Linked DNA regions of Homo sapiens: regions 1, 2 and 4 are each linked to region 3. Evidence: chromatin contacts called from ENCODE Hi-C or POLR2A ChIA-PET data. All regions are on one chromosome and are shown on one strand. Each heading gives the region's core, a stretch centred on a gene start or an enhancer-like site at or near the end of the contact. The rest is flanking DNA. Distances are from core to core; before and after follow the strand shown.

Evidence for each region. A loop is a pair of places that touch in the nucleus more often than their neighbours do. ChIA-PET counts read pairs that join two places held with the same protein, here RNA polymerase II (POLR2A). Pooled maps may share reads with other maps.
Region 1: a loop to region 3 is called in a map with no recorded cell type, with 12 times the contacts of the local background. The contact joins the promoter of GALNT6 here to the promoter of COX14 in region 3. A Hi-C loop is called at or near these places in 1 of 37 single-sample maps with no recorded cell type and 4 of 50 pooled maps. POLR2A ChIA-PET finds 5 or more read pairs at or near these places in 1 of 52 experiments (Caco-2).
Region 2: a loop to region 3 is called in a pooled map, with 8 times the contacts of the local background. The contact joins the promoter of TFCP2 here to the promoter of COX14 in region 3. A Hi-C loop is called at or near these places in 6 of 50 pooled maps. POLR2A ChIA-PET finds 5 or more read pairs at or near these places in 2 of 52 experiments (A549 and H1).
Region 4: a pooled map shows a loop between it and region 3 (7-fold over the local background). The contact joins the promoter of RHEBL1 here to the promoter of COX14 in region 3. A Hi-C loop is called at or near these places in 5 of 50 pooled maps. POLR2A ChIA-PET finds 5 or more read pairs at or near these places in 3 of 52 experiments (CD4-positive, alpha-beta T cell, GM10248 and GM12878).

The regions. Positions count from the first base shown.
Region 1 is chr12:51,390,141-51,393,817 of GRCh38, forward strand. GALNT6 (polypeptide N-acetylgalactosaminyltransferase 6) reads right to left here and starts at 1,266. Exons shown (of 12, transcript NM_007210.4): 1 at 1,147-1,266; 2 at 710-797. It also overlaps a transcript of SLC4A8 not described here. RefSeq lists enhancers at 443-1,028, 1,029-1,613, 3,657-3,677 and a silencer at 1,299-1,838.
Region 2 is chr12:51,171,614-51,175,043 of GRCh38, forward strand. TFCP2 (transcription factor CP2) reads right to left here and starts at 1,522. Exons shown (of 15, transcript NM_005653.5): 1 at 688-1,522. The coding sequence starts at 809. LOC124902933 (a long non-coding RNA gene) reads left to right here and starts at 2,942. Exons shown (of 2, transcript XR_007063307.1): 1 at 2,942-3,070. RefSeq lists enhancers at 805-854, 955-1,702, 1,795-1,844.
Region 3 is chr12:50,110,214-50,113,751 of GRCh38, forward strand. COX14 (cytochrome c oxidase assembly factor COX14) reads left to right here and starts at 2,023. Exons shown (of 2, transcript NM_032901.4): 1 at 2,023-2,088. It overlaps GPD1 (glycerol-3-phosphate dehydrogenase 1), which reads left to right. Exons shown (of 8, transcript NM_005276.4): 8 at 1-1,100. RefSeq lists enhancers at 1,463-1,512, 1,573-1,832, 2,053-2,292, 2,303-2,352.
Region 4 is chr12:49,067,919-49,071,261 of GRCh38, forward strand. RHEBL1 (RHEB like 1) reads right to left here and starts at 2,061. Exons shown (of 8, transcript NM_144593.3): 1 at 1,816-2,061; 2 at 1,117-1,188. The coding sequence starts at 1,867. RefSeq lists enhancers at 1,775-2,084, 2,455-2,504 and a silencer at 2,105-2,224.

The DNA of each region.
Region 1 (3,677 bases), core at 16-2,515, 1.3 Mb after region 3:
TTTCTTTCTTTCTTTCTTTTTTTTTTTTTTTTTTTTTTTGAGACAGAGTTTTGCTCTTATTGCCCAGGCTGGAATGCAATGGTGCGATCTCAGCTCACTGCAACCTCTGCTTCCCAGGTTCAAACAATTCTCCTGCCTCAGCCTCCCAAGTAGCTGGAATTACAGGCGCCTGCCACCATGCCCGGCTAACTTTTTGTATTTTTTGTGGAGATGGGGTTTTGCCATGTTGGCCAGGCTGGTCTCGAACTCCTGATCTCAGGTGATGCACCAGCCTCAGCCTCCCAAAGTGCTGGGATTACAGGCATGAGCCACCACATGTGGCCGGAACCAAAGCATATTTCAAACCCCTCACCTGACCTGGTTTTCATCATCACATGAATTTCCCTGTCTCATCCTTCTTAACCTTTCCTTTGATGGGAAGGGAGACAGCTCATCTGTCTGGAGCGGAGAATAGGGCCTGTGTGGTGCACACACATCTCTGGTAGAAGGCGCAAAAGTCCTCGAGGCTCTTTGGTGTGTCCAGAACTATGAACCTCACCCAGTGCCTGTAAATTGTGTGTGTGGGCCTGGGGGCGAGCTCAGAGCACAGAGTTAACATCCTTTCTGAGAGTGCTGCAATGGGTTGTCGGCTGCTAGAAGGGGTCTGCTGTAAGCTTTGTGGGCAAACTGACCACCCTCCACCCCCATACACAGAAGAGCCCCATCCTACCCTCTGCAGACGTCTGGGTCTGCGATGATTGGCCCTGGATGCAAGTAAAAGCTGTTTCTCCTTTTTGTCAGCCTGGGAATCTGAACAACTGAGGAAATAGGGAAGTCGGTGACAGTCACAGTCATGAACACCCAGCAGATTCCATTTCCCCACAGCAGGAGGCAGATCCCTTCCCACCCCCAAAAGCCCCCAGGCTCTGGAGGGAATTCAACCAAGCAGGGCTCAGACCGACCTCCACCAGCGAGGCTTCTCCTTGCTGTCCCCTTCTGCTCAGGCGCAACGTGGCAGGGCAGGAGGAAACCTCTCTGCAAGAGTTGCCGTACCAGAGCACATGGGGTGGCCCGATCTGGGGAGACGGGGCACAGAAGGAATGCAGGGCATGGGTGGGTGAGGGGAAGAGGGTGTGGAGCCCTGGCTCTGGCTTGTCCCCCTCTCACCCCTCCAAGTTCCAGAGGTCTGGGCTCCTCATTCATCTCGTAAGCGCCAAGGTGGAGGGGGGTCCTACCGAGGGAGGAGCTACAGGCCACCGCGACCAGCAGAGAGCGAAGGCAGGAGGGACCAGCCTGGCCCAGCCCCTTCATTTTACTGTCGGGGGTAGTGAGGAGGAAGAGGAAGAGGCGAAGGCTGGCGGAGGAGGAGGTGAGAGCGAGGACTCGGCAGAAGCGAGATCCGCCGAAGGGAAGTCCGAGCAGTCGGGGAGCTCAGGGGGGCCCTCCCGGGGAGAGGGTCGCGGGCTCCTTCTGCCGCTTACCTGTCGCGCCGAGGCAAAGCCGCAGCCGCGCCGCGGGGTGGCTCCCGGGTTTCCCCACCGGACGGCCGGGAGGGTGGGACCGGGGCGGGACCTCCCCCAGCTGCACTAACGCGCCCGCCCCGCCCCTCCCTGGCCAGGTGCAGCGGGTCCCGCCGTGTCCTCAGCCTGCTGCGGGCCCGGGAACTCCCGGCGGACCGGCAGAGGGGCGCCCCGGCTTCTCTGCGTCTCAGCCCGCCCCGGGGGTGCGGTCTTTGCGGCCAGGCTTTCAGCGCGGAAAAAGATTGGAGGGTCCTAGTCACCCCAAAGAGGACAGGCATTAGCAGAGCCGCGGGCGGCGGGTGCATGGAACCGGAATGTGCTGCGCGCCAGCCTGGAGCGCTCGGAGCCCGGAGGCCTGCCCCGGAGGGGGAAACGCGGCGGGGCGGCCATGGGCCCCGGGGTCCTGCCCCAGGTTTGCTTCTCATTTGTGCTCCATCCAACAAGAGCTCGTATTCCGTGTGCCATGAACTGTGTCAAGGGCTCCAAGTGCCAGGTATCAGGTGAATCCCAGCCCCAGCAAACTTTAAACCTACTATGATTATTCCGAATGTACCGGGGAGGCAGCTGCTCACACAGCAGAGGGTGTTTCTCAAAGTGGGATCCCCCACCAGCAGCGCCAGTCAGAATCACCTGAGAACTTATTAGAAATTTTGGCCGGGCGCGGTGGTTCATGCCTGTAATCCCAGTACTTTGGGAGGCCGAGGCGGGCGGATCACAAGGTTAGGAATTCGAGACCAGCCTGGCCAACATGGTGAAACCCCGTCTCTACTAAAAATACAAGAAATTAGCTGGGCGTAGTGGCGGGCGTCTGTAATCCCAGCTACTCGGGAGGCTGAGGCCGGAGAATCGCTTGAACTCGGGAGGGGGAGGTTGCAGTGAGCCGAGATCACGCCACTGCACTCCAGCCTGGCGACAGAGCGAGATTCCGTATCAAAAAAAAAAAAAAAGAAAAAAAGAAAAGAAAAGAAAAGAAATGGGCCCCACCGCAGACCTAAATATTCCGAAACTCGGGTTGGGCCCGGCGACTTGTGTTTTAAAAGCCCTCCGGGTGATTTTGTGCATGCTCGACCTTGAGAACCCTGAACAATTAGTGGCAGGGCTGGAATGAGAATCCTGGTAAACCCGCCTCCTAAGCCGGTGTTCGGAATTACCCCGCCAGGGCCCGTGCTGCTCAGTGGTCCTCTCCGGCGCTGCCTCGTGTGCTGCAATCTTTTGGGGCCTTAGCAACAGAGAAGGAGCGCGCATGACTCCAAATAGCCAATAATTTGAAAACTTTCTATGGTAGAAACTTCTACCACTAGTTCAGTTTCTCTTTTGTTTTGATATTTAAATAAATTTGTCTTTCTTTCTTTCTGTTTTCTTCCTCTTTCTGCTGCCCCGCCTCCCTCCTTTTTTCTTTTTTCTTTCTTTCTTACTCTCTCTGTCTCTCCTTTCTCTCTCTCTCTTTCCTTCTTTCTCTTTCTTTCCTTCTTTTTCTCTTTCTTTCTCTCTTTCTTTTCTTTTCTTGCTCTACTGCCCAGGCTGGAGTGCAGTGGAGCTATCACGGCTCACTGCAGCCTTGACCTCCGGGTCTCAAGCTGTTCTCCTGCTTCAGCCTCCACAGATGCATGCCACCATGCCCAGCTAACTTTTTTTTGTAGAGAGGGAGTTTCGCCATGTTGCCCAGGTTGGTTTCAAACTCCTGGGCTCAAGCCATCCTGTTGCCTCGGCCTCGCAAAGTGATGGGATTAGAGGCATGAGCCACCGAGTCCAGCCATGAATTTGTATTTCTAAGACCCTAAGACCTGGGAGCAGGAGCATGAGTGAGTAGATCCTAGCAAGAAGTTCTGACACGCACTGGGAAAGGCAGGGAAGCCAGCCGGGTGTTAACAGGTGAATGAAGAAAGTAATCTTTTTTTCTAACCTGAGACTCCAAGGTAGGTTTGATCTATTCAGAAGGTGAGATGTTCTTTGATGGAGTCAGGAGAGAAGGCCAGCAGAGTGTGGAGAAGAAGAGTTGCCCAGCTACACATGATCAGAGTGACGTGAAGGATGGACATTCTCCCAGGAGTAGAAAGGGGTTCATCTGCTCACTCTTGGCATGATGCCCGACTCCCCTAACTCTAAGCAGCCTTCCACCAACTCCCTTCCTTTCACATTCCAGGCCGTGGGCTTTAAGCTCCTAGAGAGACTTTCTAC
Region 2 (3,430 bases), core at 272-2,771, 1.1 Mb after region 3:
GTGATCCGCCCGCCTCAGCCTCCCAAAGCGCTGGGATTACAGGCGTGAGCCACCGCACCCGGCCGAAAGGAGATTTTTCATCTGTTATCAACAACTGGCTTGATACATAAAGATCCAGAAGCATCTTAAGTTTTCTTCGTCACTTTTTCATTTCACAGCTTATGTTTTAAAAGTCAGAAATCCCAGAATTAAGTAAAGTCTTAAAGCAAGCTAGTGGTAAGATAGAGCTGTACGGACTTCTTCATCAAGGACTTCCATATCTTTCCAACAAGAAACGAACCAATATTCATCATTAAGCACCAGCTCCCAATTTCCCAACTTCCTAGATACCATTCCTATGCTATATGTAACCCTTCTTCACACAACGTCAGACTTACCCACACATACACCATCAGTCCCCAAGTCTCCCACATTGGCACAAAAGCCTCTCAACATTCATCTGGTTACTAATCAGGGACCACTTCCTTCTTCCACTGATTCTGCACAGGCTTCATATCGCCTACAATCGCTTTTTCCATTTCTTCCACAACACTAACTACTCAAAGCGACAAAAGAACAAGTCCCTTTTCCCCAATCGTAAACAGCTTTTTAAAACTCTATACACCTCCTTCCCACTCAACCCCTTTTCTTAGTGTCTATCCGCCTTTGTTATTCAGAAGGTGTAGGGTCTGGGAAAATCTCACTCACCTCATGCTATAGGCACCAGCACCCAGTTCCTGGCCGATCCCGGACAGGCTAGCATCAAAGTCCTGCACCAACCCGGATTCAATCACTTCGTCGGCCAGAGGCAGCTTCAGAGCCCAGGCCATCCTGGCTCCTTCCTTGCCCCAGGAGACACCGTGTCTTGTACAAAGGCGCGGAGGGTAATTCTACCCAACAGGAGTAACGCAAACCAAGAAAACTACAAACCAAGGTTTCCCACGCAGTGCCCACCAGCCACCCCCAAGCCCGACCAGCACTGCTCTGTGCACAACTAATCTCCCGTACCCTTGGCTGCTCGTTCTTGGCTGCCCCAGGTTCCAAAATCCCCCCTGCCCAGCTCTCAGGAACGTGAGGACCCCTTTGCTCAACTACTGCAGACTTCCCAGAGGCAGCTCTGGACTCCCGCACTCCCACTCCTCTTGAGAGTTCGTAGTGGTGGCTTGCTGCTTCCCAGTCAGACCAGCAGCAGCCGCAGGAAGCCAGCCCGGCGCTCCCACGCTGCTTTTGCACCTTTTCCCCCGCCCCTTTCTGCTGGAGGCCCCCTCCCTCCCAGGTCTCGCTCTCTCTTTCCCCTCCAGGCCTCGCTTCCGGTCAGTCCCACGATCACTTCCGGTCACCCCTTCTCAACCCCACGGCTTAGAACCAAATCCAGGTTTCCGCTGAGCCGACTTCTCGCCCTCTGTAGCCCCCCACGGCCTGGAAACATGGAAGGAGAAAGTCCAGCACAGGCGTAAAACCTAGACTCGCCAGGCCCTTCCACCGTCCGCCGCCCCAGCGCCAACCAATCATGGCGTCCTCTTTCCTCGCCTGCCCGGCGAACATGACGTCACGCTGTCGTTCGCCTATAAAGAAGAGACCGCGTCAGTCTCGGCAGCGATGATAGGCGGGCTGCGCCACGGCTCTGCCCCCGAGATGGGCTGGGCGATCACGGGGAGGACCCGGCGTGCAAGTGTCCGGGTTTAAACGTGTATCCGTGTAGTTACCAGAGTTCTGGTATTCGCTACCCATCAAGTCGTCACCCTGAGCCATGGAAGGAGCCCTTCTTCTAGCCTTATGAACCCACTCCACCCCTGGCGGACTCTTGACGGCTTCCCAAACGCTCCTTACGTGTGTGCGCTTGCTCCTGCCCATACTCCTGTCTCCTTAAACTCACCTCTCCGGAGGTCAAGACCCTGCATAAGTCCCACTTCCCTGTATATTCATTTTATCTTCGGCATCCTCTCTAATGCATTTGAACAGAAAAGCATGAGATCAGTAAAAATGTGGTTTTTAGGCCGGGCGCGGTGGCTCACGCCTGTAATCCCAGCACTTTGGGAGGCCGAGGCGGGCGGATCACCTGAGGTCGGGAGTTCAAGACCAGCCTGACCAACATGGAGAAACCCCGTCTCTACTAAAAATACAAAAATTAGCTAGGTGTGGTGGCGCGGGCCTGTAATCCCAGCTACTCGGGAGGCTGAGGCAGGAGAATCTCTTGAACCCAGGAGGCGGAGGTTGCAGTGAGCCGAGATCGCGCCATTGCACTCCAGCCTGGGCAACAAAAGTGAAACTCCGTCTCAAAAAAAAAAAAAAAAAAAAAAAAAAAAAAAAAAAAAACAGTGGTTTTTAAAAGGTTGTTGTGCTGGTATGGGGTGTTGGAATTTAAAAGATCTGAAAATCAGAGTTTAGGCTGGCGTCTTCATTTGCTACTTTGGTGTCTTCAGAACAATTGCTTAATGTCACAGATTTAGCTTCCTCGTTTGTAAACGGGAGTGGGAGTAACTTTATCTGCTCCACCTTCCTCCTTTGAGGATTGAGTAATAATGGCCATTGTTTATTAAGTATCAACTACTGCTAGGAACTTTATTACACTATGAGTAGTCCTCAAAGCGATCTTGGAATTAGAATTATAAAGCTAAATTTAATGACTCTTATTTTATCAGTAAGAAACCAAGGCTAAGCCCTTAAATTGGCCGGAGCTAAATTGACATGCCAGCTTCAGAGCTGATTCCAAAGCCTGGCATTTTTCGTTACAAGACATTGCCTTTATGTGAAAGTCTTGGTTCATTGTTGTATTCCGTTGCTGAATTTTTTAAAATCTGCCTTGACTTATACTTTTGTATATATCTGCCTCTCTCACTAGATTGATCTAAAGAATAAGGAATAGGTCTTTTTCAGGCTTGCGTTCTAAATATCTCCTACTATAGTTCCTGCTTTCAACAGGACTTTTAAACATGTTTATTGAATTTAAAAAGGAATGAAAAAGGAATAAGAGAACCAAGAAAAAGAGAGAAGTTGACATGAAGATGGCAACATGTTGTGCTGGTATGGGGTGTTTCAGCCACAGGCATCTCTCTGAAGGCTCCAGGCTTAAACCTGCCGTCTTACCTTGGTAAGCCCTAGGATCAAAGTCTTAGCTCATTCTGGAGACATTCAGTATCTCTTTAAGCCATCTTTTCTTCCCATGAGCCAGTTCTATCTCAAAATGTGTGACTGTGGATAAAGGAATGGGTCCTGGGCTCATAGACAAAAAGAGAGATGTCACATGGAGATCTGAGGGCTCAAAGTTTTTGGGTTTTGTTTTTGTTTTTGAGATAGAGTCTTGGTCTCTCGAACAGGCTGGAGTGCAGTGGCGCAATCTCAGCTCACTGCAACCTCCATCTCCCAGGTTCAAGCAATTCTCCTGCCTCAGCCTCCCGAGTAGCTGGGATTACAGGTGTGTACCACCACACCCGGCTAATTTTTGTATTTT
Region 3 (3,538 bases), core at 773-3,272:
TGACATTCTCCCCAGGGACTTCCCGGTTCCTAGTTCTTTGCCAGCTCCTCCCCACTCTGTGCGACCTTTCCAAGCCTTCCCTCACCCTCCCCGCCAGCACCCTCTTTGGGGAGCAGGAACTTAATCTGCTGACAGAGCTACACCTTTCATAACAGGCTCAGATCACTCAGCTCCCTGTGACCTTTGTATTCACCCAGGCTTCCTTCTCAGTAGCTCTAGCTGGGGGAGGTGTCAGCTGGGCCCCTCCTGTGCTATCTCCCCAGAGGACATCCCTGACTCCACCCCTTTCTTCCTCCCAAACTCTGCACCTCTTCCTCAGCTGCTCCAGACCGGCCAGGGTAACCAGCTAACCATGCCTGGCATCTGGAAGCCAGCAGGCCAGAGGGTGGCCCAAAGGCTGATGAACGGTAGGGAAGGGTGAGCAGATTCCTATGTTGGTGGGCACCAATATTCCAAGGGCAGCTCTCTTTGCTGAATGAGGGCCTTCTCGTGAGGTACTGACAACACCAGCAACTCGAGAGCTGGGAAACTCAAGGAGGAGGAAGAAAATCAAAACCACCCTACTCCCTGGGGTGAGGAAAGAACAGGAGGGGAGGAGGAGGAGTGTGCTCTGCACTTGCCTTGCTCCAGGATGGGGTGGCAGCAGAGGAATGTCACAGGTCAGCAGCCTAGGCCTCCAGCTATAAATAGTCCGGAGGGCCCGAGAGGCTCCCGCCCGTCCAGCAGGGCTGTCAGCTTCCTGTGTGGCAGCACCTGGCACACTGGCTCTGGCCAGCATTATGCTAAAACCCTGTTACTCTCCAATGAACCAGGGAGGCGGGCTCCTCTCTGCGCCTATCCCTTGAGAATTCTGTCTTACCAGTGAAGGGTGGGGCTGCCCAGATCAGGCAGCAGGAGTGAGGGGCACAGTCACCCCAGGCCTTGCTGAGCCCAGGTCTGGGTACTGAGTGTCCAGAGCTGCCTCCCCAGGAGGTTAAGGTGGGGGCAAAGGGGAAGCTTCAAGCACTTTGCCTACTTTTGTTCACTCCCCAGTGCACTGTGACTCAGGCCTTCCCATCAGGCCTATTTGTCTACCCAATAAAGCGTGTTTTTTCCAGAAACAAGAAGAGTTGGGAGAGGGAGCTTCAGTGCATGTGGCAGTGCGTGTGCTGGCGCGTATCATTGCACGTATGTTTTCCCTCTTACCGTAGGAAAAATGAAAAAAGAAATCCCTCCTCCATAATCGCAGCTACTCCAGGGGTCAGCGGCGGTGCCCACTCAGTCCCCATCCCTCTCTCTCCCCTCCCGCCAGCGCCCCCTCCCGCCCTCGCCGCAAGCTGGCCCCGGCCTTGCCGGCCCTTCTTAGGGGCTTTATCATGCCTCCTGCAAGAATAGAGATCACACACGGGACGGAAACGTTAGACTCTCATCCCTTGTGCCCATTCCTTGGTCACGGGCCAAGCTGCCGCATCCTTAGCGGTCCAGGCATCGCGGTGCCCCTCGGGCCCCTACCTGGACTAGGCCCACAGCCGGGCTCTAGGGGGCGCGCGATCCACCTCCAGAAGGCCGGCTGCGAAAATCTACCCAGCTACTGGCGACGTCACCGCACCGTAGGCTGAGGATTGGCTGACTCTGATTTAGCATCCTAAAACTTCCGGTTCCAGAGCTTGGCTCGCCAAAGACCCTCCCTCGAGGGAGAGAAACCACAGCCCCCAGAATTCAGCGGGCCTCTCCGAGAGCACGGCGCGTCTGAGGATGCGTAGTAAGGATAACGGGCCCGGAAGCCGGAAGTTCAAAGCCGGCCTCCAGCCAGAGTGACGGCCTGCGCGGACTCCCGCCTTAGTGGGCGGAGTTGTGCCGCGTCTGATGCGCAGTTCCCTTTATAGCGCGGCAAGCCGAATCCTAGAGGCTAACCCGGCAGGTGGGAGGGAGAAAGTTGCTTTCTGCACCAATAGCTGAGGCGTTCAGGGTTGTCCAGGGACGCTACCCTCACGTGTCTGGTTCCGAGTGCTGCGTTCGGCTGTGCTGGGAAGTTGCGTAGACAGTGGCCTCGAGACCCTGCCTGCCTGAGGAGGCCTCGGTTGGATGCGAAGGAGCTGCAGCATCCAGGTACGCTGCCGGCTAGGGCCGAGCAGGGGCTGCCAGTCCCACTGCCTGCGCGCCCACCTGGGCCAGTCTCCGCTTGCCGCGTCCTCCCATCCCCTAGTCTGCAGGCCTGGTGCCCTTGAATTCACCCGCTTCTGTTGCGTTGCGGACCGCGAGCTGCACTGCTTCCTGCCCAAGCCCAAGCTCCTCGCAGCAGTAGGTCAGTCTTGCTAGAGCTCAGCGCTAATCCTGTCAAACCTCGACTCCTGCCTGGCGTCTCGACCCTCCACGCTCCAACTCTGCCTCTTCCTTGCTCTATAGACCTCTGCGTCCTGATAAGTGGCTCTCCGGGGCACCCTTCGTGCATATCGGCTATCCAGCTCCACCTCTTGACCGCTTTCACTTCCTGGAATGCTCTCACTGCTCCTCTTCTCCAGGCCATCCTTCTAAAAAGACAGTTCCACTCCCACCCCGATTCCCACCCCTACACCTTTCTGCTAAGTTTTCTCAAGCCCCCACCCTGTCTTTGAGCTGTTGTCTCTGAACTCTCACAGTGCCTCTCCATGAGACCATAAGCTCCTGTATGACAGAAGCCATGTTCTTTTTAGCGGCCTCCGTAGCATGATGTACGTTATGTTATGTTATGTTATGTTATGTTATGTTATGTTATTTTGAGACAGGGTCTTGCTTTGTCGCTCAGGCTGCAGGTGTGCGCCACCACGCCCGGGTAATTTTTAAAAAAAGGTTTTTTTTTTGTTGTTGTTGTTGTTGTTTTTAAATAGAGAAAAGGTCTCCCTATGTTGCCCAACCTGGTCTCCAACTCCTGAGCTCAAGCCATCCTCCCGCCTCGGCCTCCCAAAGTGTTGGGATTACCGGCGTGAGCCACCGTACCCGGCCGATGTACTACTCTCTAAGTGCCAAACAAAAAGTAGATAAAAGATGATGGATACCTTAAAAGCCCTGAGTTGACCACTATGCAGTGTATGCATGTAACAAAATCGCACTTCTACCCATACGTTTACGCAATTTTTTTTTTTTTTTTTTGAGACGGAGTCTTGCTCTGTCGCCCAGGCTGGGGTCCCGTGGCGGGATCTCGGCTCACTACAAGCTCCGCCTTCCGGGTTCATGCCATTCTCCTGCCTCAGCCTCCAGAGTAGCTGGGACTACAGGTGCCCGCCACCACGCCCGGCTAATTTTTTGTGTTTTTAGTAGAGATGGGGTTTCACTGTGTTAGCCAGGATGGTCTCGATATCCTGACCTCGTGATCCACCCGCCTCGGCCTCCCAAAGTGCTGGGATTACAGGCGTGAGCCACTGTACCCGGCCGTTATTTTATTTATTTATTTATTTGTTTGTTATTTTATTTATTTTTTTGAGACGGAGTCTCGCCCTGTCGCCCAGGCTGGAGTACAGTGGCGCGATCTCGGCTCACTGCAACCTCCGCCTCCCGGGTTCAAATGATTCTCCTGTCTCAG
Region 4 (3,343 bases), core at 811-3,310, 1.0 Mb before region 3:
TTAAATATTTGGCTTTTCTTTATGCTAGAACCATTTGAATTCTTCTCTTCTAGCTATTTTGAAATGTAAAATAGCTTATTGTAAGCTATAGTCACCCTACTGATCTACTAAGTCTTATTTCTTCTATCAAACTATATATTTGTACCCATTGATCAATTTATCTTCATCCCTCCCACTCCCTTCCCCCTTACATTCTTTTTATTCTTTTTTTTTTTTCTTTTTTTTCTTGAGACATTGCTTCACTCTTGTTGCCCAGGCTAGAGCGCAGTGGCACGATCTCGGCTCACTGCAACCTCCGCCTCCCAGGTTCAAGCAATTCTCCTGCCTCAGCCTCCCGAGTAGATGGGATTACAGATGTCCATCACCATGTCCGGCTAATTTTTTGTATTTTTAGTAGAGACGGGGTTTCACCATGTTGGCCAGGCTGGTCTCGAACTCTTGACCTCAGGTGATCCACCTGCCTTGGCCTCCCAAAGAACTGGGATTACAGGCATAAGCCACGGTGCCCAGCTTTTTTTTTTTTTTTTTTTTTTTTTTGAGACAGTCTCACCCTGACACCCAGGCTGGTGTGCAGTGGCACGACCTTGGCTCACTGCCACTTTTGCCTCCTGGGTTCAAGCGATTCTCCTACCTCAGTCTCCTTTGTAGCTGGGATTACAGGCGTGCGCCACCATGCCCAGCTAATTTTGGTATTTTTAGTAGAGATGAGGTTTCACCATGTTGGCCAGGTTGGTCTCGAAATCCAGACCTCAATCCATCCGCCCGCCTCAGCTTCCCAAAGTGCTGGGATTACAGGCATGAGCCACTGCGCCCAGCCTCCCCTTACATTCTTAACCTTGGGGGTGACACAGATAGATCAGCTCCAGGGAGTTATCCAGGTAACTGGAAAGACACGCTAAGGTTCTTAATGTCTACATCTAAACTATCCCAGACTCAATATCTTGCAAAATCCATACTCTAGCCATCCATCGAACAGGATTGCTAAAGAAGAAATCAGATGTAATGTCTAAATAAATCAGCCCCTTGGCACCAGAGAAATAAATTATGGAGTTGGGTGGGGTATCCAAGCCCTCCGGGTCGCATACCACCAGCACACTAGGGGAGAAGTCTACTCACTATTCTCCACTGTAGGATCGTAGCCTTCCGAGAACTCGCCTTCCACAAATTGATGTGCCAAAGATGTCTTCCCTGTGGGGAGCAGTGTGACAGTTGTATCCAAATCATCCATCCACATTCACATCCTCTGTCCTTTCGGACTGTGGCCCAGGACCAAAGGAGACCCCAAATTAACACCACAGTCTGTGAGTGCCTCAAGCAATGCTATCCTTTGTGTCTACCCTCACCCTCTTTTCACCCAGGGTCTCCGCACTTTGGCTACCGGATGCATTCAGAAGCGCAGCAGGAAGCCTTTCCCGCCGCCTTCCCCACCCCATCCCACTCGTAGGAAGATCCAAGATTCCCTAGGATCAAGTCCGCCCCGCCCCAGGACACCTGCGACTATCTGTCCCCACGGAGACCGCGTCCCGGTTTTCAAATTGTGACCCCACCCCTATCCCCAAAGTAACGCTGGGACCACTCTGAGATTCCCGCAGCCAGGTCCGCATTAACCCTTAAGTGCTCCCGCTTCCTGCAGCCTCCACACACCACCAACTCTTCCAATCCTCCACTCTTCCATTCCTCCACTCTTCCAATCCTCGCTCTACAACCCCATCCTTACGATGTCATCATTCCTCCCTGGGTCGCGTTCCCACGGCAGCGCGCCTCTTCTGGCTACAAAGCTGCTGCGCGTCCGAGCTCTGCAGGGCGGAGACTCACCTACACAGCGGTATCCGAGGATGACCACCTTCCTGTAGCGGACTAGCGGCATGGCAGGAGCCCGCCCCAGGGGCTTGCGGAACTGCGGGCTCAGAGAGCCCGAAAACGAGGTCAGGGTGTGAGCAGGCGCGGCAGCTGGTGCAGGAAAGTCGCTCACCCCGAAGCTGCCGTGGGCAAGTTAGAAGGAAACCAAAACAAGCGCCGCGCCCGGAGCTGCCCACGTGATCACAACACAGCACGTCTAACGCCAGGGAGCCGGGCGCCCGGGGAACTACTGAGCCGCGCCGCGCCGGGCTCCGCCCCCCAGGCCGCTCGCCATTGGTCCATTAGAATGGGTAAGGGCGGTGCCGCCAGCAGGAGGGAAGGGTGGGCCTCACGTGGAGCGGGAGAACTGGGAGCTGCGCGTGCGCAGACTGGAGCCGGTTCATTCATAAAGAAACAGAAAGGAACCCGGGGTCCTAAAGGCGTTTGCGCATTTACAGCCTAGCTGAAGTGGCTTCGAAGAATTATGGATGGAAAATACCCGTTTTGTGGTTTCCGGTCATAAGATTCTAGCCCTCCCTTTTGCATGGTCTCTGGGGTCCTTAGATAGGGAGAAAACCGCCAAAGTTCTAGTATATTCCTTCTGCTTCCCCCAGCCTTCAGCCCCAGACCTATCAAGGTTTCCAGTCTTCCAGCATCTAATTTCAAACTGCAATTCTTATTCTTGCAGAAATTGCTAGAATTTATGATCAAGTAGTCTGAGGTTTCTTCTTCATCATCATGATCCTCAAATATTCATTTTTCAACAAATACTGAGTATATACTACATGTTTCAGGCATTGCTCCAGCTTTGGGGTCAGAACATGGACATCACAGACAATGTGTCTGCTCTTATGAAGGGAGAAACAAACATACAACAAGGAAATATCAGAGAGTGTTAAGTGCTGTAGAAGATGGTGTGATGAAAGATGACCACTTTATTTTTTTTATTTTTTTATTTTTATTTTTATTTTTTTTGAGACGGAATCTCGCTCTTTCTACCAGGCCGGAGGGCAGTGGCTCTATCTCGGCTCACTGCAAGCTCCGCCTCCCGGGTTCACGCCATTTTCCTGCCTCAGCCTCCAGAGTAGCTGGGACTACAGGCGCCCGCCACCGCGCCCGGCTAATTTTTTGTATTTTTAGTAGAGACGGGGTTTCACCGTGTTAGCCAGCATGGCCTCCATCTCCTGACCTCGTGATCCGCCCGCCTCGGCCTCCCAAAGTGATGGGATTACAGGCGTGAGCCACCGCGCCCGGCCGACCACTTTATTTTTTAAAGACAATACAGCATTTTTAATTTTTTTTCTTTATTTATTTTGAGACAGGGTTATGAGACTGGCTAATTTTTGTATTTTGGGGAGAGATGGGGTTTTGCTATGTTGCCCAGGCTGGTCTCGAACGCCTAGCCTCAAGTGATCCACCTGACCCGGCCTCCCAAAGTGCTGGGATTACAGACGTGAGCCACCGAGCCTGGCTGAGATGACCACTTTAGTGATACTTTCTCTCA